2 separate regions of the Homo sapiens genome follow, and region 1 is linked to region 2. The links are chromatin loops, found by intact Hi-C in ENCODE. Cell type or tissue: mammary epithelial cell. All regions are shown on one strand. Each heading gives the region's core, and the rest is flanking DNA. Links, peaks and the distances in the headings are about the cores only. Region 1 overlaps KDM2B (lysine demethylase 2B). Region 2 overlaps LOC105370034 (a long non-coding RNA gene).

Evidence for each region. Peaks named below come from ENCODE experiments on the same cell type or tissue, not always from the same donor. Only the 100,000 strongest peaks of a DNase experiment are listed, where the experiment ranks them.
Region 1: it touches region 2 in a loop (11-fold over the local background); 93 of 110 quality-filtered maps call a loop at or near these places.

What each region holds. Positions count from the first base shown.
Region 1 is chr12:121,489,842-121,497,841 of GRCh38, forward strand. KDM2B (lysine demethylase 2B) reads right to left here. Exons shown (of 23, transcript NM_032590.5): 12 at 4,738-4,824. Among named protein-coding and RNA genes, the nearest start is that of MIR7107, 49 kb to the left of the region's middle. RefSeq lists an enhancer at 561-1,274. In mammary epithelial cell, for the core only: a CTCF peak has its summit at 4,526 (motif pointing right); no DNase peak of the experiment used is centred there.
Region 2 is chr12:121,675,599-121,686,972 of GRCh38, forward strand. All of the region lies in intron 1 of LOC105370034 (a long non-coding RNA gene), which reads left to right. Among named protein-coding and RNA genes, the nearest start is that of MORN3, 12 kb to the left of the region's middle. RefSeq lists an enhancer at 11,370-11,374. In mammary epithelial cell, for the core only: a CTCF peak has its summit at 6,643 (motif pointing left); no DNase peak of the experiment used is centred there.

The DNA of each region.
Region 1 (8,000 bases), core at 1-8,000, 190 kb before region 2:
CCCAGGTGAAGCTGATGCCACCAGCCTGGGGACTGGTCCTCATTACAGCACACGGCCTTCCTGGGAAATTACAGGACCCTGAGTAGGTGGCAATACACGACAGCCATTATTGCCAGCCTCCTCCGCCTCAACTGCACAGCATCAGCTTCATGACTGCGGGCCGACAGGACTGAGAGCGGGGCAGGGACCCGCCGGAAGCACTCGGGGCCTCTCTCACTGAATCACGTGCCTCTCCTTCAGGGAAAGGCTGTGTGTCACTCCGGAGGGACCCCAGACGGAGCAGGCCTCTGGGATGGAACGGACCAACTTCGGAGGAAAGGGGAGAGAGACAAAGCAGAAGCAAAGGTCACAAGGCATCGAGGGTGTGTTGCTTCCTCCTGTGGCTCCTGTGTGGCCCCAAAATGTCCCCGTAAGGAAGCTGATCCAACAGCTACTGATGAGGACTGTCTCCATGCCCCCATCAGGGTGCTTGTCCTCCACACTCCAGCCTCTCTGCTCCCATACTCCAGAAAAATTGCCAATAATTGAAATTCAAGTGGCAGCCTGGTTTGGCCACTAGAGATAATGGATGAAGAAGCTGGCAGGGTCCACAGGCTGGCTTGCTAGCCAGAGGCAGTCATGGCTGGGTCCTCCGTCCTTCCTCAGTTTCTTCCTCTGGGAATAAACCAGCAAGCCAGCCAGTAGCCATGTCTGGCAGCTGAGCCAGGGGTCAGCTCACTAATAAGGCCGAGGTCAGAGGCTGGGCCTCAAATAAGCTCCGTTCCTTCACCCAGCCTGTAAGGTCACAGACAGGCCCCCACCATCCTGCCCGTTGGTCATAAAAGGAAGCAGCCAGAGTGTAGACAGATCAAAACAAATCCTACACCACTCGTGGAAACAGCCAGTCGGGTGGATGGTGATAGATGGTGGCTCAGTAGCATCTTGGATATGAAGGACACCGCATCAGAAATGACCTCACAGCACCTAATCAGTTCCAGAAAAGGGCTTTGTTCTCCTGGAGGCAAGGTGGGAGATCAAAGCATTTCTTGCTAATCATCACTTAGCATTAATTACTTGTTAGGTAACCCGACCCAGATCAAATACCACTCCCTACCTCGCATCCTGAGGGCCTCAGTGAGCACCCTTGATCTTTCACCCCAACCTGCATCCAATGGGAGGAAGCTGCAACCTGGGAACCCAGAGACCCCGGGCAGCCCAGGCAGTCAGTCGTTTAGTTACTTCTTCCTTTCCTGTTAACTTTTTAACCCCACCAGCCAGGAAATGCATAAACATAGCAGGGGCCTCCCTCCCCACTCTCCCCGCCACATATCACTGGTTCCTCACTGTGCAATGACAGAAACCTGCACATCTGGGGTCCAACGCCTTTCTTCTCCTAAGGAAGTGGCCCGAGAGGCACTGCTGCACCTCTCCGAGCTCTGTGCTTCCTCAACTGCACTGGGGCGATAACACCCTCCATCTCCCAGCCTCATGGGAAGGGTAAAGTCAAATAGACAAACTGCATCTGGAAGCTGCTGTGTATACTGGGGAGTGCCCAGGAGTTTCAGCTGAGCTGGTGGTCATTTATTTTCAGGGCTCGGTGGTGGACCTGGGGTATTCATTCTTCTTCTGCTTCACACCATTTTGTGGCTCTGAAGTTATTTACTTCCTTATTTTTAAAATATTTATTTATGACCGGGCATGGTGGCTCACGCCTTTAATTCCAGCACTTTGGGAGGCCGAGGTGGGCACATCACCTAAGGTCAGGAGTTCAAGATCAGCCTGGCCAACATGGTGAAACCCCGTCTCTACTAAAAATACAAAAAATTTGCCGGGCGTGGTGGTACGCGCCTGTAATCCCAGCTATTCGGGAGGCTGAGGCAAGAGCATCACTTGAACCCAGGAAGCGGAGGTGGCAGTGAGCCGAGATTGCACCACTGCACTCCAGCCTGGTGACAAGAGCAAGATTCCATCTCAAAAAAAAAAAAAAAAAAAGTACACCTGAAGAAGATAATCAAAGAATTATGCAGAAGAGCACTGCTCAATAGAAATAACAGAAGGTAAGTCAGGCACTGTGGCTCACGCCTGTAATCACAACACTTTGGGAGACCGAGGCAGGCGGCTTGCTTGAGCTCAGGAGTTCAGCCTTGGCAACATGGCAAAACCTCATCTCTACCAAAACTACAAAAAACTAGCCAGGCGTGATGGCATGTGCCTGTGGTCCCAGCTACTCGGGAGGCTAAGATGGGAGGATCGCTTGATCCAGGGAGGCAGAGGTTGCAGTGACCTATGATTGCACCACTGCACTCCAGCCTGGGCAACAGAGTTAAGACTCTGTGTAAATAAATAAATAAAAGAAATAGAAGGTGAGCCACATAGGTACTTTTGAGTTTTTTTGTTGCCACATTTGAAAAGGTAAAAAGAAACAATGAAATTCATCGGAATAATCCATTTTGTTTCAACAATATATCAAAAATATAGTCATTTCAACTACAGTTGCCAGATTTAGCAAATAAAACTATAGTGCATCCCCAGGCTGAAGTGCAGTGGCGCCATCTCAGCTCACTGCAACCTCCACCTCCCAGGTTCAAGCAATTCTCTTGCCTCAGCCTCCTGAGTAGCTGGGATTACAGGCGCGTGCCACCATGCCCAGTTAATTTTTGTATTTTTAGTAGAGACGGAGTTTCGCCATGTTGGCCAGGCTAGTCTCGAACTCCTGACCTCAAGTGATCTGCCCACCTTGGCCTCTCAAAGTACTGGGATTACAGGCGAGAGCCACTGCACCAGGCCTGTAATAAGTGTTTGAAATTGACCAGACTGCCCAACATGGCAAAACTCTGTCTCTACTAAAAATACAAAAAATTAGCTGGGCATGGTGGCGGGTGCCTGTAATCCCAGCTACTCAGGAGACTGAGGCAGGAGAATCGCTTGAACTCCGGAGGCGGAGGATGCAGTGAGCCGAGATCACGCCACTGCACTCCAGCCTGGGTGACAAGAGCAAAACTCCGTCTCAAAAAAAAAAGAAAAAAAAAGAAAAAGAAAAGTGTTTGAAATCTGTTACAGCATACTTTTTTCTTTCTTTCTCCTTTTTGTTTTGAGACAGGGTCTCAATCTGTTGCCCAGACTGAAGTGCAGTGGTGCAATCACAGCTCACTGCAGCCTCAAGCTCCTGGGCTCAAGCGATCCTCCTGCTTAAGCCTCCCAAATAGCTGGGACTACAGGCATGCACTATCATGCCTGGCTTTTTTTTTTTTTTTTTTTTTTTTTTTTGGTAGAGATGAGTTCTCATTATGTTACCCAGGTTGATCTTGAACTCCTGGGCTCAGGTGATCCTCCCCCCTCAGCTTCTGGAGTAGCTGGAACAACAGGCATAAGCCACCATGCCTGGCTTCAGTGTTTTTTACAATAGCCAAAAAAAACCCCAAAAAAATCAGAAATTAACAAAATACCTCTTGGGGCTACTGAAGTCACAAATAATATTTAGAGTGCACTAACCTCAGGTCAGCCCTTGTCTGAAGGGTTTTGCATGCCTTATCTCATTTAGTTCTGACAACCACTGAAGAAAGTCTTGGTATAACCCATCTTTATAATCAAGGAAAGTAAGGCTCAGGACACTATGTAACTTGTCCAAGGAAGTAGTGAAGCTGCGTGGAGGCAGACGGATGGTACAGAGATGACCTGATACATATGTATCCCACCTAGGACCGCCTTTGGAAGGGTGCTCACCAAAACTGTTTTCTCTGGATGGTGGACTTTGAGGTGAGCACTGGATGAAAATTTGGCCTCTGCTGCCAAACTGACCGATCTTTGTGTACTTGGCTGTCCTAACGGGTGACTTGACCTTTTCAAGCCTCAGTTTCCTCATCTGTAAAATGACAGTCACAACTGTCTACCCCACAGAGTTGCTGAAGCGTAAATAAGATAAGGGCTGTGGAGGTCCAGACAACAAACTGCTCCTACAAAGTCCTCAACAATACAGCCATTATTCCTCTTCCTCATGTCCTGGTCCTTTCCCGTTTGATTAGACATTTTTTTTTTATTTTATTTTATTTTATTTTTTGAGATAGAGTCTCACTTTGTAGCCCAGACTGGAGTGCAGTGGTGCAGTCTCTGATCACTGCAACCTCCACCTCCCAGGTTCAAGTGATTCTCCTGCCTCAGCCTCCCAAGTAGCTGGGACCACATGTGTGCACCACCATGCTCGCATTTTTTGTATTTTTAGTAGAGACGGGGTTTTGCCATGTTGGCCAGGCTGGTCTCGAACTCCTGACCTCAGGTGATCCACCCGCCTAGACTTCCCAAAATGCTGAGATTATGGCGTGAGCCACCGCGCTCGACCGATTAGACATTTTTATGTTGAGCATCAACCAGTTTTACACACTGAGAAAAAGTTCCTTTCAAAAGAGGAGAAGACAGCCCATGAAGCAATTAAAGGAAAAGGGAAAAGGAAGGGAAGAAGCAAGGGAGTGAGGGAAGGAGAGACAGAAAATCCACCTAACCACAGGGAAAGGCGAGGTGTCAGCACCCCCCAGTTTTCCAAGTGACCACCAGGCGGCACTGTTCGCAGTTCCCACAGCTAGGTAAAGCAACCCCCTTTTAAAAACAAAAACATGGAACAAATCACCAAAATCCTTCATCTTAACTGCGGTGCCTTCATCTCAGGAGGCCCCATAGCTACCCAAAAAGTCGCGGCTGTTCACCCTACAGGAGGTGGGAAGGAGGTGGGAAGCGGCCGCCCGCTGCAGGCAGGCTGCGTCTTACCTTTGGAGTCTTCTTTGGCCAAGTCACCACAGGGACCCCAGTGATGGCCAGACTAGGGTCATCATCTGCGTGCTCCTTCAGGACGTTCTGTGGCCAAACAAAGCATCCATATTAGCCCAGGGGGAAGGGGAGGTCTCTGAAGACAGCTGAACAGCAGACATAGTCCAGCAAGGATCACACTCCACAAAGTCAGCGCCTGGCCATTGACTCCACCACCACCCACACATTCAATAGAAACCAAGTCACTAGGGTCCCCTGGGGCCCACGAAACACACAACGTTCCCCTCTGCCCTCTACAAAATTTCTTTAACAAAGCAAATCACATACCTCCCTGTGACTTCCACGTATGTATCACCCATGATCACAGTTATGACATCTAGCACTTGTCCAGAGCGTCGGGGACTCACACACAAACTTTTTCTTTTTTTTTTTTTTTTGAGACAGAATCTTGCTCTGTCACCCAGGCCGGAGTGCAGTTGTATAATCATAGCTCACTACATCCTTGACCACCTGGATCAAGTGATCCTCATGCCTTAGCCTCCTAAGTAGCTGAGACCACAGGTGCATGGCACCCTCCCTGGCTAAATTTTTTTTTTTTTTTTAGACAAAGTCTTACTCTGTCACCCAGGCTGGAGTTCAGTGGCGCAATCTGGGCTCAAGCAACTTCTGCCTCTTGGGTTCAAGCGATTTCCCTGCCCCAGCCTCCCGAGTAGCTGTGAATGCAGGTGTGCACCACCACGCTGGGCTAATTTTTGTATTTTTAGTACAGACAGGATTTTGCCATGTTGGCCAGGCTAGTCTCCAACTCCTGACCTCAAGTGACCCACCTGCCTTGGCCTCCCAAAGTGCTGGGATTACAGGCGTGAGCCAACACGCCCAGCCATAATTTTTAAATTTTTTTGTGCAGACAGGGTATATGCCATGTTGCCCAAGCTTGTCTCAAACTCCTGGCCTCGAGGAATCCTCCCTCCTTAGCCTACCAAAATGCTGGGATTACAGGGGTAAGCCACTGTGCCTCATTTAATTCCTACCAAGCACTCTGGGAGGGCTGGGCGGTGGCACTACGGATCCTCTAATGTTCACAAATTTAACTACGTACTCAGCGAAGCAAACAAAACCAACCTCCAGACCTTGATGCCTTCATAGAGCCATGACTCCGTCCTTTAGTCAGCTTGCTACATGTACCCTAACCCTGCTGTGTGACGACGTGTAAATGTTTTTTGCAACATGGGCCCTAAATACAAGAAGATGCTTGATCTGGTCTGACTGAGGATGGAGTCACGTGGCCAAATTGTGGCAGAAAAATGGGCTGCGTTGGACGGACTGCCAGGCTGCTTGGCGATCTCCCACGAGGCACACTGTGTTCACTCTCGGTGAGCAGTTTGAAGGTTCTTCAAAGGGAATTCTCACTCTGCCAGACTTTGGCCTTGTGTGGCTGGACTTTAGAACATCATCCAGGTATAAAATGCTACCCAGCTGAATTATCTAACAGCTAACTTACAGGGGAGGTTACCAAGGCCCAGAAAGGCTCACAGGATTTTAGTGCTACCCCAAACTATGAAGACAGACCCCCAGAACCCCACTCTCTGGCACCAGACTTTCTGCCCCAGGACCACCCACATAGGGTTTTTTTTGGCTACATCCACACATCCACAGCACCCCACAAAAAAATGTGTTTAAGCACACACAGAACTATCACTGGCCCATTCTGATCCTGGACCACGGATTGTTGAATTGTACAAAAACATTTTTTCCGGACATTTAAGAACAGAGTAAATCATACAGAAGCACTGAGCAGGAAGAGCAGAAGCGCTCAGGAGACAAATGAAGGTGAAGATTATTTTAATTCACCTTTCCTAATTCACTTCACTAGAAATGACTCCAGCTTACTTCCAGTTTACTCTGCTCATTGTCCTTTTTTTTTTTTTTTTTTTTTGAGACAGGGTGTGACTGTCACCCAGGCTGGAGTGCAGGGGCACAATCTCAGCTCACTGTAGCCTCAAACTCCTGGGCTCAAGTGATCCTCCCACCTCAGCCTCCTCAGTAGCCGGGACTACAAGTGCGTAACACCAAGCCCAGCTAATTGTATTATTTGTACAGATGGGTTCTCACCATGTTGCACAGGCTGGTCTTGAATTTCTGGGCTCAAGCAAAACACCTGCCTCAGCCCCCCAAAGTGCTGGGAGTGCGGATGTGAGCCCCCCAAAGTGCTGGGATTGCGAGTGTGAGCCTCCCAAAGTGCTGGGATTGCAGGTGTGAGCCCCCCAAAGTGCTGGGATTATAGGTGTGAGCCCCCCAAAGTGCTGGGATTGCAGGTGTGAGCCCCCCAAAGTGCTGGGATTATAGGTGTGAGCCTCCCAAAGTTCTGGGATTGCAGGTGTGAGCCACTGCACGCCTATCATACTTTCCTGATCATAATTTGCTTGCATGATTTTTCTTTTTTTTTTTTTGAGTGATTTTTCAAGATGTGGCTGTTAACCTGAAGAACTTCCTCCTTAGCCCACAGGAAACAGCAAACAGCACAGTGGTCAAGAATGTTGGCTCTAGAACTGGCTCCAGGGGTTTAAATCCCAGCCCCGGCACATACAGCTTCCCCAAAGTCCCATAGTCAATGTCAATGATTTGTAAATGCTATTTATAAAGTGTCTTTATTCACTGCTATATCCTCAAAGCCTCACATAATGACTAACCTAGAGTAAGCTTCCAATAAACAAAGTTGGGTTTTGTTTGTTTGTTTGTTTTTTGAGATGGAGTGTTACTCTGTCACCCAGGCTGGAGTGCAGTGGCACCATCTTGGTTCACTGCAACCTCTGCCTCCCAGGTTCAAGCGAGTCTCCTGCCTCAGCCTCCTGAGTAGCTAGGATTACAGGCGTGTGCCACCACCCCTGGCTAATTTTTGTTATTTTTAGTAGAGACAGGGTTTCACCATGTTGGCCAGGCTGGTCTCAAACTCCTAGCCTCAAGTGATCCACCCGCCTCGGCCTCCCAAAGTGCTGGGATTACAGGTGTGAGCCACCGCACCTGGCCCCAGAGTTTTTATAAAATAAAGCCACAAATACTAAAAGAGGGACAGTCTACAAAATGCCTGAACAGATCTCCTCAAAACTGTCAAGGTCATCAAAACAAGGAAAGTCTAAGAAACTATGGCAGCTAAGAGAAGACTGATGAGACTAAATGTAATATTGTACCTTGGGTGGGATCCTAGAACAGAAAAAAAAGTAAAAATGGTTTAACTCTGGCCAGTTGCGGTGGCTCACGCCTGT
Region 2 (11,374 bases), core at 1,810-9,809:
TTGTATTTTTAGTAGAGACGGGTTTCACCGTGTTAGCCAGGATGGTCTCGATCTCCTAACCTCGTGATCCTCCCACCTCGGCCTCCCAAAGTGCTGGGATTACAGGCATGAGCCACCGCGCCAAGCCTTATTTTTTATTTTTTGTTTTATTTATTTTTATTTTTTGAGACAGAGTCTCACTTTGTCACCCAGGCTGGCGTGTAGTGGCACGATCTCTGCTCACTGCAACCTCTGCCTCCCGGGTTCAAGTGATTCTCCTGCCTCAGCCTCCCGAGTAGCTAGGATTACAGGTATGCATCACCATGCCCGGCTAATTTTTGTATTTTTTGTAGAGACGGGGTTTCACCATGTTGGCCAGGCTGGTCTTGAACTCCTGACCTCAGGTGAGCCACCCACCTTGGCCTCCCAAAGTGCTGGGATTACAGGCATGAGCCACTGAGCCTGGCCTTTTTATTTTTCTTCTATTTTTTTTTTTATAGACAATATCTTGCTTTGTACCCAGGCTAGAGTGCAGCAGCGCAATCAGAGCTCACTGCAGCCTTGAACTCCTGGGCTCAAGAGATTATCTTGCCTCAGCCTCCTCAGTAGCTGGGACTGCAGGGACACACCACCACACTTCGCTACTTTTTTTTTTTTTTTTTTTTTTGGAGACAGGTTTCACTATTTTGCCTAGGCCGGTCTCGAACTCCTGGCCTCAAGTCTCCTCCCCGCCTTAGCCTCTCAAAGTGCTAGGATTACAAGTGCCAGCCACCACACCAGGCAGATCCATTATTTGCCCTTCTCCTGCTGTGCTTTGTTTGGCAGGGATGCTGCCTCCTGCCTCTGGGCAGTGACTTCCCCGCAGTGACTTCTGGCTGCATTCAGCCAATGGCAGATGCTGGGGTCTTTCCCTCTTTCTCTGCTTCAGGGAGTGTCTCTGGCAGAAAGTGCACCTGGTTTCATCTCTTGCTGCCCAGGTCTGGCCTGTGGGCTCTGTGAGCACTTCTTCCCTTCGCCTCTCCAGCCCTAGGTATCATCTTTTCTCCTGCTGCTCTTTCTATCCATCCAACACTGTTATCACTATGAAGAAATTCTTTTTGTGGAACTACTTGGCACGTGATTTGGGTTTTCTACCAAGACTCTGACTGCTAGAGTAGTGTGGTCAGGTGTCCCATAACACCAAAAATATATGTCCCTGGTAAGATTGCTGCCCAGTTGGTGCAGGTGACCCGAGACTGCAGCCAACACTGCTGGTGCCCACCTTGGTCCCTTTAGGTCCTTCCTACCAGTTCTGTGTGCTGACCCCAGGTTTCTTTTTCTTTCTTTCTTTCTTTTTTTTTCTTTCTTTTTTTTTTTTTTTGAGACAGAGTCTCATTCTGTCGCCCTGGCTGGAGTACAATGGCGCGATCTCAGCTCACTGCAACCTCTGCCTCCTGGGTTGAAGCGATTCTTGTGCCTCAGCCTCCTGAGTGACTGGGATTACAAGCGCTCACCACCACGCCCGGGTAATTTTTGTATTTTTAGTATAGACAGGGTTTCACCATGTTGGCCAGGCTGGTCTCAAACTCCTGACCTCAGGTGATCCACCTGCCTCGGCCTCCCACAGTGCTGGGATTACCGGTGTGAGCCACTGTGCCTGGCCTGACCCCCTGGTTTCTAAGTACTTTGGTTCTTTCACCTCCAGTTCTTCAGACGACGGTCCCTGAGTTACTGAAGCCACTTCACCTGTTTGGGCAGACAGCTGGGAGTGCCCAGAGCTGACACCCTCCAGGTGACCCACAGGTAACGGCTGACCCACGCTGGAGTGTAGGAGCCTTGCTTCAAGACCACACAGACTTTGAGGTGATGTTTTTCCTTTTTTTCTTTTTGGTGATTTCTTATTTTGGTAATATATACATAACATTAAAGTTACCATTTTATTTTTGTCCCAACTACAAACTTATATTTTAAATATTTTTAAGTGCACACTTTAGGGGCATTAAGTACATTGACATTGTCCTACAACCATCACCTCCATCCATCTCCAGAACTTTTTCATCTTGCCAAACAAACATTCAGCCCCATTCAACACTAACTCTTGTTCCCCTTCCCTTTCCTCAGCCCCTGGCACTCACCATTCTGCTTTTTTTTTTTTTTTTTTTTTTTTTTCTGAGACAGAGTTTCACTCTTGTTGCCCACGCTGGAGTACAATGGCGCCGTCTCCGCTCACTGTAACCTCTGCCTCCCAGGTTCAAGCCTTTCTCCTGCCTCAGCCTCCTGGGTAGCTGGGATTACAGGCAACCACCACCACGCCCAGCCAATTTTTGTATTTTTAGTAGAGATGGGGTTTCACCATGTTGGCCAGCCTGGTCTTGAACTTCTGACCTCGGGTGATCTACCTGCCTCGGCCTCCCAAAGTGCTGTGATAAGAGGCATAAGTCACTGCTCCTGGCCAGTGCTTTTTTTAAAAAAAACAGTCAGATCTCATGAGAACTCACTCTCCCGATGACAGCACCAAAAGGGATGGTATTAAACCATGAGAAACCTCTCCCATGATCCACTCACCTCCCAGCAGGCCCCACCTCCAGCATTGGGGATTACATTTCAATATAAGATTTGGGAAGGGACGCAGATCCAAACCATATCATAGAAGTAGGGTCTCATTCTGTCGCCCAGGCTGGAATGTAGTGGCATGAACATGGCTCACTGCAGCCTCAAACTCCTGGGCTCAAGTGATCTTCCTGCCTTGGCCTCCCAATAGCAGGGATTACAGGCACACACCACCACACCCATCTAATTATCTTATTTTTTGTAGAGATAGGGGGTCTCACTATGTTGCCCAGGATAGTCTCAAACTCCTGGGCTCAAACGACCCTCCCGCCTGGGCCTCTCAAAGTGCTGGGATTACTTTGAGAGGGCATGAGCCCCTGCACCTGGCCTTATTGCATCATCTATATTTAATTCATTGGGTGCACCTTTCTCTCTCCCAGTAGACTGTAATTGATGGATAGAAAACTTCCTCAGTGTATCTTCCTGCCTTATACAAGGTTCTTTGGTTGCCAGTAGAGAAAGCATTTCATATTACCCCAAAAGGGAAATTTATTACAAGGATGTTAAGAGTCTTTCGTGGAGTCTAATAACAGGAAATTCAGCTGGAGTTTACAAGGAACTGGACTCCAGCGTTGGACACCTGTCTACAGCAAAGCCTCCTCTCTCTCTCTCTCTCTCTCTCTCTCTCCCCCTCCCCGCCTCAGTCTTTCTGGTTCTGTGAATCAGCTTTCTCATGGTGGGAAGCAGCTGCCCCTTTTATCACCTCAGTTCCAATCCCTCAAACAAACTTACTGGCTGTTTCTGAATTCCAATCCCCAAACCCTGATTGGCCCAGCTGGGTCTGGAGTCGGCCCCTGGCCAGTCATGCTGCTGCCACTGTGGTTCTTTTTATGAAATTTTCCTCTCCTCCTTAGGTACCTAGCCAGCAGCCCAGGCCCATCTTCAACCCGGTACAAACTGTCTCTTGCCTGTTGGCCTGTCCAGAGCCACCCTGCCACTCGTTGAGGGGTGCCTCATGACTTGGAACCTTCTCTTCCTTGACCAGCCTAAGACACAGCCCCAAGCCTCAGTCCCAGCATGGCAAAGAGCTCATTCGCAGCCCCTAATCAGACCCTGGCTCAGAGGAAGCCAGGACCGCCCCATCGAGAAGAATCTGGGCCAAATTAGGGCTCATCTGCATCTGCAGGCCAGCCGGAAGGGCAGGTTACACAAATCTATGAGATTATTCTCCCTATGGGGTCAGAGTTGGGTAACATTATTCACAACACCTGAGTAGGTGGTTCAGGCTGGCCCCTCCCAGATACTGACATGCCAAGAGCATTAGGCCTGGGGGGCTCCTGTCCCAAATACCCTTCGGGTAATCACTTCCAGATCTGAGTGGCAAGGATATGGCTGAGCGCCATATTCAAGGATCTTGTTTACAGCTTTGGGTGAGAGGAGTTGCCCTGTATAGTCTGGGGCAAGAGGGACTCCCCTCAACACCCACAGATAAATGTCCCCTCAATCAGCAAGGCATGGTCTTGTTGACCCTCTTCTGGGCACAGACCTTTAGCTTTCTTCCTGGATGTTCAGCCTTGGCAGGGAGTCCTGAGATTTGTTTTTTTTTTTTTTTCTTTTACAGAGTCTCGCTCTGTCACCCAGGCTGGAGTGCAGTGATGCGATCTTGGCTCACTGCAACCTCCACCTCCTGGGTTAAAGTGATTCTTGTACCTCGGCCTCTCAAGTAGCTGGGACTACGGGCACTGCCACCATGCCCGGCTAATTTTGTATTTTTAGTAGAGACGGTTTCACCACGTTGGCCAGCCCGGTCTCCAACTCCTGACCTCAAGTGATCCGCCCACCTCGGTCTCCCAAAGTGCTGGGATTACAGGCATGGGCCATAGCACATAATAGACAAAAGGTGGACACCATCCAGATATCCATCAATAGATGAGCAGATAAACAGAATGCGCTCTGTTCATGCCATGGAATCCTATTTGGCTATAAAAAGGAATGAAGTTCTTTTTTTTTTTTTTTTTGGGATGGAGTCTCGCTTTGTCACCCAGGCTGGAATGCAGTGGCACCATCTCGGCTCACTGCAAGCTCCACCTCCCAGGTTCACACCATTCTCCTGCTTCAGCCTCCAGAGTAGCTGGGACTACAGGCGCCCGCCACCATGTCTGGCTAATTTTTTGTATTTTTTTTTAGTAGGGATGGGGTTTCACTGTGTTAGGCAGGATGGTCTCGATCTCCTGACCTCGTGATCCGCCAGCCTCAGCCTCCCAAAGTGCTGGGATTACAGGCGTGAGCCACCGCGCCCAGCTTTTTTTTTTTTTTCTAAGACAGAATCTCACTCTCTCGCCCTTGCTGAAGTGCAGTGGTGCAATCTCGGCTCACTGCAACCTTCTCTTACCAGGTTCAAGAGATTCTCCCACTTCAGGCTCCAGAGTAGCTGGGATTACAGGCGTGTGCCACAACACCTGGCTAATTTTGTATTTTTACTAGAGACGAGGTTTCACTATGTTGGCCAGGCTGGTCTCGAACTCCTAACCTTAAGTGATCTGCCCAACTTGGCCTCCCAAAGTGCTGAGATTACAGGCGTGAGCCACTGCACCCGGCCTAGGAATGAAATTCTGATAGGTGCTACAAAATGGTGAACCGTAAAAATGTAATGCTGGCGGCCGGGCGCGGTGGCTCACACCTGTGATCCCGCACTTTGGGAGGCCGAGGCAGGTGGATCACCTGAGGTCAGGAGTTTGAGACCAGCCTGGCCAACATGGTGAAACCCCATGTCTACTAAAAATACAAAAACTTAGCTGGGTGTCGTGGTGGACGCCTGTAATCCCAGGTACTCGGGAGGCTGAGGCGGGAGAATCTCTTGAACCCAGGAGGCAGAGGTTGCACAGTGAGCTGAGATCGCATCACTGCACTCCAGCCTGGGCAACAAGAGCAAAACTCCGACTCAAAAAAAGAAAAAAAAAGCCCATAATGCTAAGTGGAAGTGTATAAATGCTAAAAGGACACACAGTATGTGATTCCATTCATTTGAAATGTCTGAGATAGGCAAAGGCACAGAGACAGACGGTAGATTAGTGCTTGCCAGGGACTGGAGAGGGAAGTGATAGCTAAGGACTACAGGGTTTCTTTTGAAAATGTTCTTAATTTCACGGTGCTGATAGTTGCATAAGTCTGTGGACACACTAAAAACCATTGGACTGTACACTTATTTATTTATTTATTTATTTTGAAAATGTTCTCAATTTCACCATTCTGATAGTTGCAGAAGTCTGTGGACACACTAAAAGCCATTGAATTGTACACTTTATTTATTTATTTATTTATTTTGAAAATGTTCTCAATTTCACCGTGCTGATAGTTGCATAAGTCTGTGGACACACTAAAAACCATTGAATTGTACACTTATTTATTTATTTTGAAAATGTTCTCAATTTCACCGTGCTGATAGTTGCATAAGTCTGTGGACACACTAAAAACTATTGAATTGTACACTTCATTTATTTATTTATTTATTTAAGATGGAGTCTCACTCTGTCGTCCAGGCTGGAGTGCAGTGGCACGATCTAGGCTCAAGCGATTCTCCTGCCTCAGCCTCCCGAGTAGCTGGGATTACAGGCGCCTGCCACCATGCCCAGCTAATTTTTGTATTTTCAGTAGAGACGGGGTTTCACCGCATTGGCCAGGCTGGTCTCAAACTCCTGACCTTGTGATCAGCACGCCTCAGCCTCCCAAAGTGCTGGGATTACAGGTGTAAGCCACCGTGCCTGGCCAGAATTCACTCATTTAAAGTGTACAGCTGGGAACGGTGGCTCAGGCCTGTAATCCAGCACTTTGGAAGGCTAAGGTGGGCGGATCACCTGAGGTCAGGAGTTTGAGACCAGCCTGACCAACATGGAGAAACCCCGTCTCTACTAAAAATACAAAATTAGCCGGGCTTGATGGTGCATACCTGTAATCCCAGCTACTCCGGAGGCTAAGGCAGGAGAATCGCTTGAACCTGGGAGGCGGAGGTTGCAGTGAGCCAAGATCACGCCATTGCACTCCAGCCTGGGCAACAAGAGCGACACTCCGTCTCAAAAAAAAAAAAAGAAAAAAGAAAAAAAAGAAAAAGTCTCTCATGCAGAATGAGCGCCCTCTAGGGGCTGTCAGGTGTCCAGAGCGAGTCACAGACCACTTTTTTTTTTTTTTTGAGATTTCTGCTAAATTGAAAACCAGGTAAATGTCAAAAGAAGGTAACATAGAATGGGCTAAATTTTGTTTAACTTTTTATGGAAGTGTAAAGTGCATATAGAAAAGTGGGGCAGGCATGGTGGCTCACCCCTGTAATCCCAACACTTTGGGAGGCCCAAGTAGGAGGATTGCTTAAGGTCAGATCAGACCAGCCTGGGCAACATAGTGAGACCCCCATCTCAAAAAAAATTAAAAAAATTTAAAAATAGCTGGATGTGGTAGTGCATGCCTGTAGTCTCAGCTACTCAGGAGGTTGAGGCGAGATCACTTGAGCCCAGGAGGTCGAGAGGTCGAGGCTTCAGTGAGTGGTGATCCCACCACTGCACTTCAGCCTTGGTGACAGAGCAAGACCCTGTCTCAAAAAAAAAAAAAAAGGGGGGGGGCCAGGAGCGGTGGCTCACACCTGTAATCCCAACACTTTCAGAGGCCAATGCAGATAGATTGCTTGAGACCAGGCATTTGAGACCAACCTGGGCAACATGGCTAAATCTCGTCTCTACAAAAAAATTTTTTTAATTAGCTGGGCAATGTGGTGCATGCCTATGGTCCCACCTACTCCAGAGGCTGAGGTGGGAGGATCACCCAAGGCCCAGGAAGTGAAGGTTGCAGTGACCAGTAATCATGCCTATGCATACCAGCCTGGGTGGCAAAGTGAGACCCTGTCTCAAAAAAAAAAAAAAGTGGAAATATCATCAGTGTATACCTTGATAAATTTTCACAAACTGAACACAGCATTTTGTCAAAACCAATAGTCTCTGGGACCATCTCTCTCCGGAACAATGCCAAAAGTCTAAATTCGAGTCCTTCTATATGTGTGAGGACACTCCTGAGTTGACTTTGTAGGCCCCTTTTTTTGTCTCCTTTTTCCCCTTATTTTTCCAAAGGAAAATGAGGTGCCATCTGGGCCGGGCACGGTGGCTCATGCCTGTAATCCCAGCACTTTGGGAGGCCGAGGTGGGAGGATCACGAGGTCAGGAGTTCGAGACCAGCCTGGCCAATATGGTGAAACCCCGTCTCTACTAAAAATACAAAAATTAGCTGGGCGTGGTGGCCAGCGCCTGTAGTCCCAGCTACTCCGGAGGCTGAGGCAGGAGAATCGCTTGAACCCGGGAGGCGGAGGTTGCAGTGAGCCGATATTGTGCCACTGCACTCCAGCCTGGGCGACAGAATGAGGCTACGTCTCAAAAAAAAAAAAAAAGAAAAAAGAAAATGAGGTGTCATCAATGAGGTGGCTATTTTTGTTTGTTTATTTATTTATTTATGTATTTATATTATTATTTTTAGAGACAGGGGCTCACTCTGTTGCCCAGGGTGGAGTAAAGTGGCCTGATCATACCTCACTGCAGCTTTGAACTCCTGCCTCAGCCTCCCTTGTATTTATTTATTTATTTATTTATTTGTGAGGCAGAGTCTCACTTTGTCACCCAGGCTGGAGTGCAGCGGTGTACTCATGGCTTACTGCAGCCTCAACCTCCTGGGCTCAAGTGATCCTCTCACCTCAGCCTCCCAAGGAACTGGGACCACAGGTGTGTACCACCACACTCGGTTAACTTTTGTATTTTTTGTAGAGACCAGGTTTCGTTGTGTTGCCCAGGCTGGTCTCGATCTCGTAGGCTAGAGTGATCCTCCTGCCTCAGCCTCCCAAAGTGCTGAGATTACAAGTGTGAGCCACTGTGCCTGTCCCCTCCCTTGTATTTGAATTTAAATTTAAGTTAGATAAAATTAAAAATTCCTCAGTCACAGTAGCCGCGTTCCAAGTGCTTTGTGGACACATGCTGGACTATATGGGACAGACATATGCAGACATTGTGGCACCCTCGCCAGTTCTACTGGACAGAGCTGCTCTAGGGATGAGTTTTCACTGTAGCCTCAATCCCTTCTTTGGAGAGTTTCCTTTTGCTTCTCTCTCTCCCCCTAACCCTCTTTCTCCAGAAAAAAAAAGGGTCAGGCTGGATGTGGTGGCTACGCCTATAATCCCAGCACTCTGGCCTGCCTGGTCTCGGCCTCTCAAAGTGTGACTTGAGGTCAGGAGTTCAAGACCAGCCTGGCCAATATGGTGAAACCTCGTCTCTAATAAAAATACAAAAATTAGCTGGGCATGGTGGCAGGCACCTGTAATCCCAGCTACTCCAGAGGCTGAGGCAGGAGAATTGCTTGAACCCAGGAGGCAGAGGTTGCAGTGAGCCGAGATCGCGCCATTGCACTCCAGCCTGGGCAACAGAGCAAGGCTCCGTTTCAAAAAAAAAAAAAAAAAAAGGTCAACAACATGCTCTGTCAAAACCTAACATCATGTCTGCAGGGATAAGCCAGTGAAAATTACAGTGTTAGAAAATAGTTGTTAGGCAAAGAAATAAAGCTAATAAATCATCCCAAGGAAAAATGCATGGCCTCACTAGAATTAAATAAATGAAAATTAAAATAACCCTGCCATACCATTACATACTGTCTAGACTAGGAAAAATGTGTAAAAATGATGGCCTGCGATATTGGAAAAAGAGACACCATTACACATGGCTAGCCATCCTCGCAATTAGGTAAATCTTCCTGAAGAACCATCTGGAACTGTTACAGGAACTATAAAACCATTTTCTGACTGAATAATTCCACTTAATGACTATTTGTTCAACATATATAGCTGGCATGAGGCACAGTACTTGGCACTTCACATACTTTTTTTTGTTTTTTGGTTTTTTTTGAGACGGAGTCTCGCTCTGTCGCCCAGGCTGGAGTGCAGTGGCGCGATCTCAGCTCACTGCAAACGCCGCCTCCTGGGTTCAAGAGATTCTCCTGCCTCAGCTTCCTGACTTCACACACACTTTTTAAAGAATTTACTTTTTGCAACAATCCTGTGAGATTGGTAGGTATCCTGATCTTTGTTTTAAAAAGAAGCAAACTGTCCAGGCGCAGTGGCTCACCGCTGTAATCCCAGCACTTTGGGAGGCTGAGGTAGGAGGATCACTTGGGTCAGGAGTTCAAGACCAGCCTGGCCAACACAGCAAACCCGGTCTCTACTAAAAATACAAAAATTAGCTGGGCGTGGTGGCTGAGGCAGGTGGATCACTTGAGGTCAGGAGTTCGAGACCAGTCTGGCCAACATAGTGGAACCTCGTCTCTACTAAAAATACAAAAATTAGCTTGGTGTGGTGGTGCACACCTGTAATCCCAGCTACTCAGGAGGCTGAGGCAGGAGAATTGCTTGAACCTGGGAGGTGGAGGTTGCAATGAGCCAAGATCGTGCCACTGCACGCCAGTCTGGGCAACAGAGTGAGACCCTGTCTCAAACAATAAAATAAAAATAAATAAATAAAAAGCAGGCAACTGTTAGGTTCCCAGAAGTTAGGTGACATATCCACAGTAAAAGAGCAAGGAAGTGAAAGAGCCAAAATTCAGTCGCAGGCCTCTTAACCTGGGAAGACCGGCCCAGAACCCCACATTGCCTCCCATTCCAGAGAATTGCCTTCAGTCAGGTCATCCCAGTGCTTTGAGAGGCCAAGGCAGGAAAATCGCTTGAGGCCAGGAGTTCCAGTCTAGCTTGGGCAACAAGACCATGTCTCTATATAGTCCTCGCTACTTGGGAGGCTGAGGTAGGACGATTGCTCGAGCCCATGAATTAGAGGCTGCAGTGAGCTACGCACTCCAGCCTGGGAGACACAGTGAGACACAATCTTAAAAGAAAAAAAGAAAAGAAAAAAGCCAGATGTGGTGATGCGCACCTGTAGTACAGCTACTCGGGAGGGTGAGGTAGGATCGCTTGAGCCCAGGAGATGGAGGCTGCAGTGAGTTATGATCTCGCCACTGTATTCTAGCCTGGATGGCAGAGTGAGACCCCGTCTCTTAAAAAATAATAATAAATAAAAATAATTTTAAAGAGAGGCTGGGGCCGGGCACGGTGGCTCACGCCTGTAATCCCAGCACTTTGGGAGGCCGAGGCGGGCAGATCATGAGGTCAGGAGTTTGAGACCAGCCTGGCCAACATGGTGAAAACCCGTCTCTAGTTAAAAATACAAAAAAATTAGCCAGGTGTGGTGGCGGGTGTCTGTAATGCCAGCTACTCGGGAGGCTGAGGTAGGAGAGAATCGCTTGAACCCGGGAGGCGGAGGTTGCAGGGAGCCCAGATCGCGTCATTGCATGCCAGCCTGGGCAACAAGAATGAAACTTTGTCTCAAAAAAAAAAAAAAAAAAGAGAGAGAGAATTGCCACCAAAGAAAGGAATAGTACACTGGGATGGAGGAATAAATTTATGCAAAAATATACATATGAACGTAATTATTACATATTATTACAGGAGAAAAATTGTAAAATGCACACAGCAATGTAAGTTTGGTTTACACATAGTAGGTGCTCAATAAATGCTTAATATAAAAAAGCAATTCGGTTGTATCTACAGCTAACAATATACTATATGGTACACTTTAAAAATACTCTCATGTCAAGTATTTTTACCACAATAAAATAAAATAAAATTATTTTAAAAACCCCAAACCAAAAAATCCATAATTCGGAGGAATTCTGGCCCTTTAAAAGCCAGAGGCTGGTTAAGAGAGAAAGGCGGGTCCTGGAGCTGGTGTAATAAGCTCTTTGCCTTATTTAAATGAGCATGCGTGAAGGTCGCCCCGGTGCCTGAGTCACGTTCCTGTAC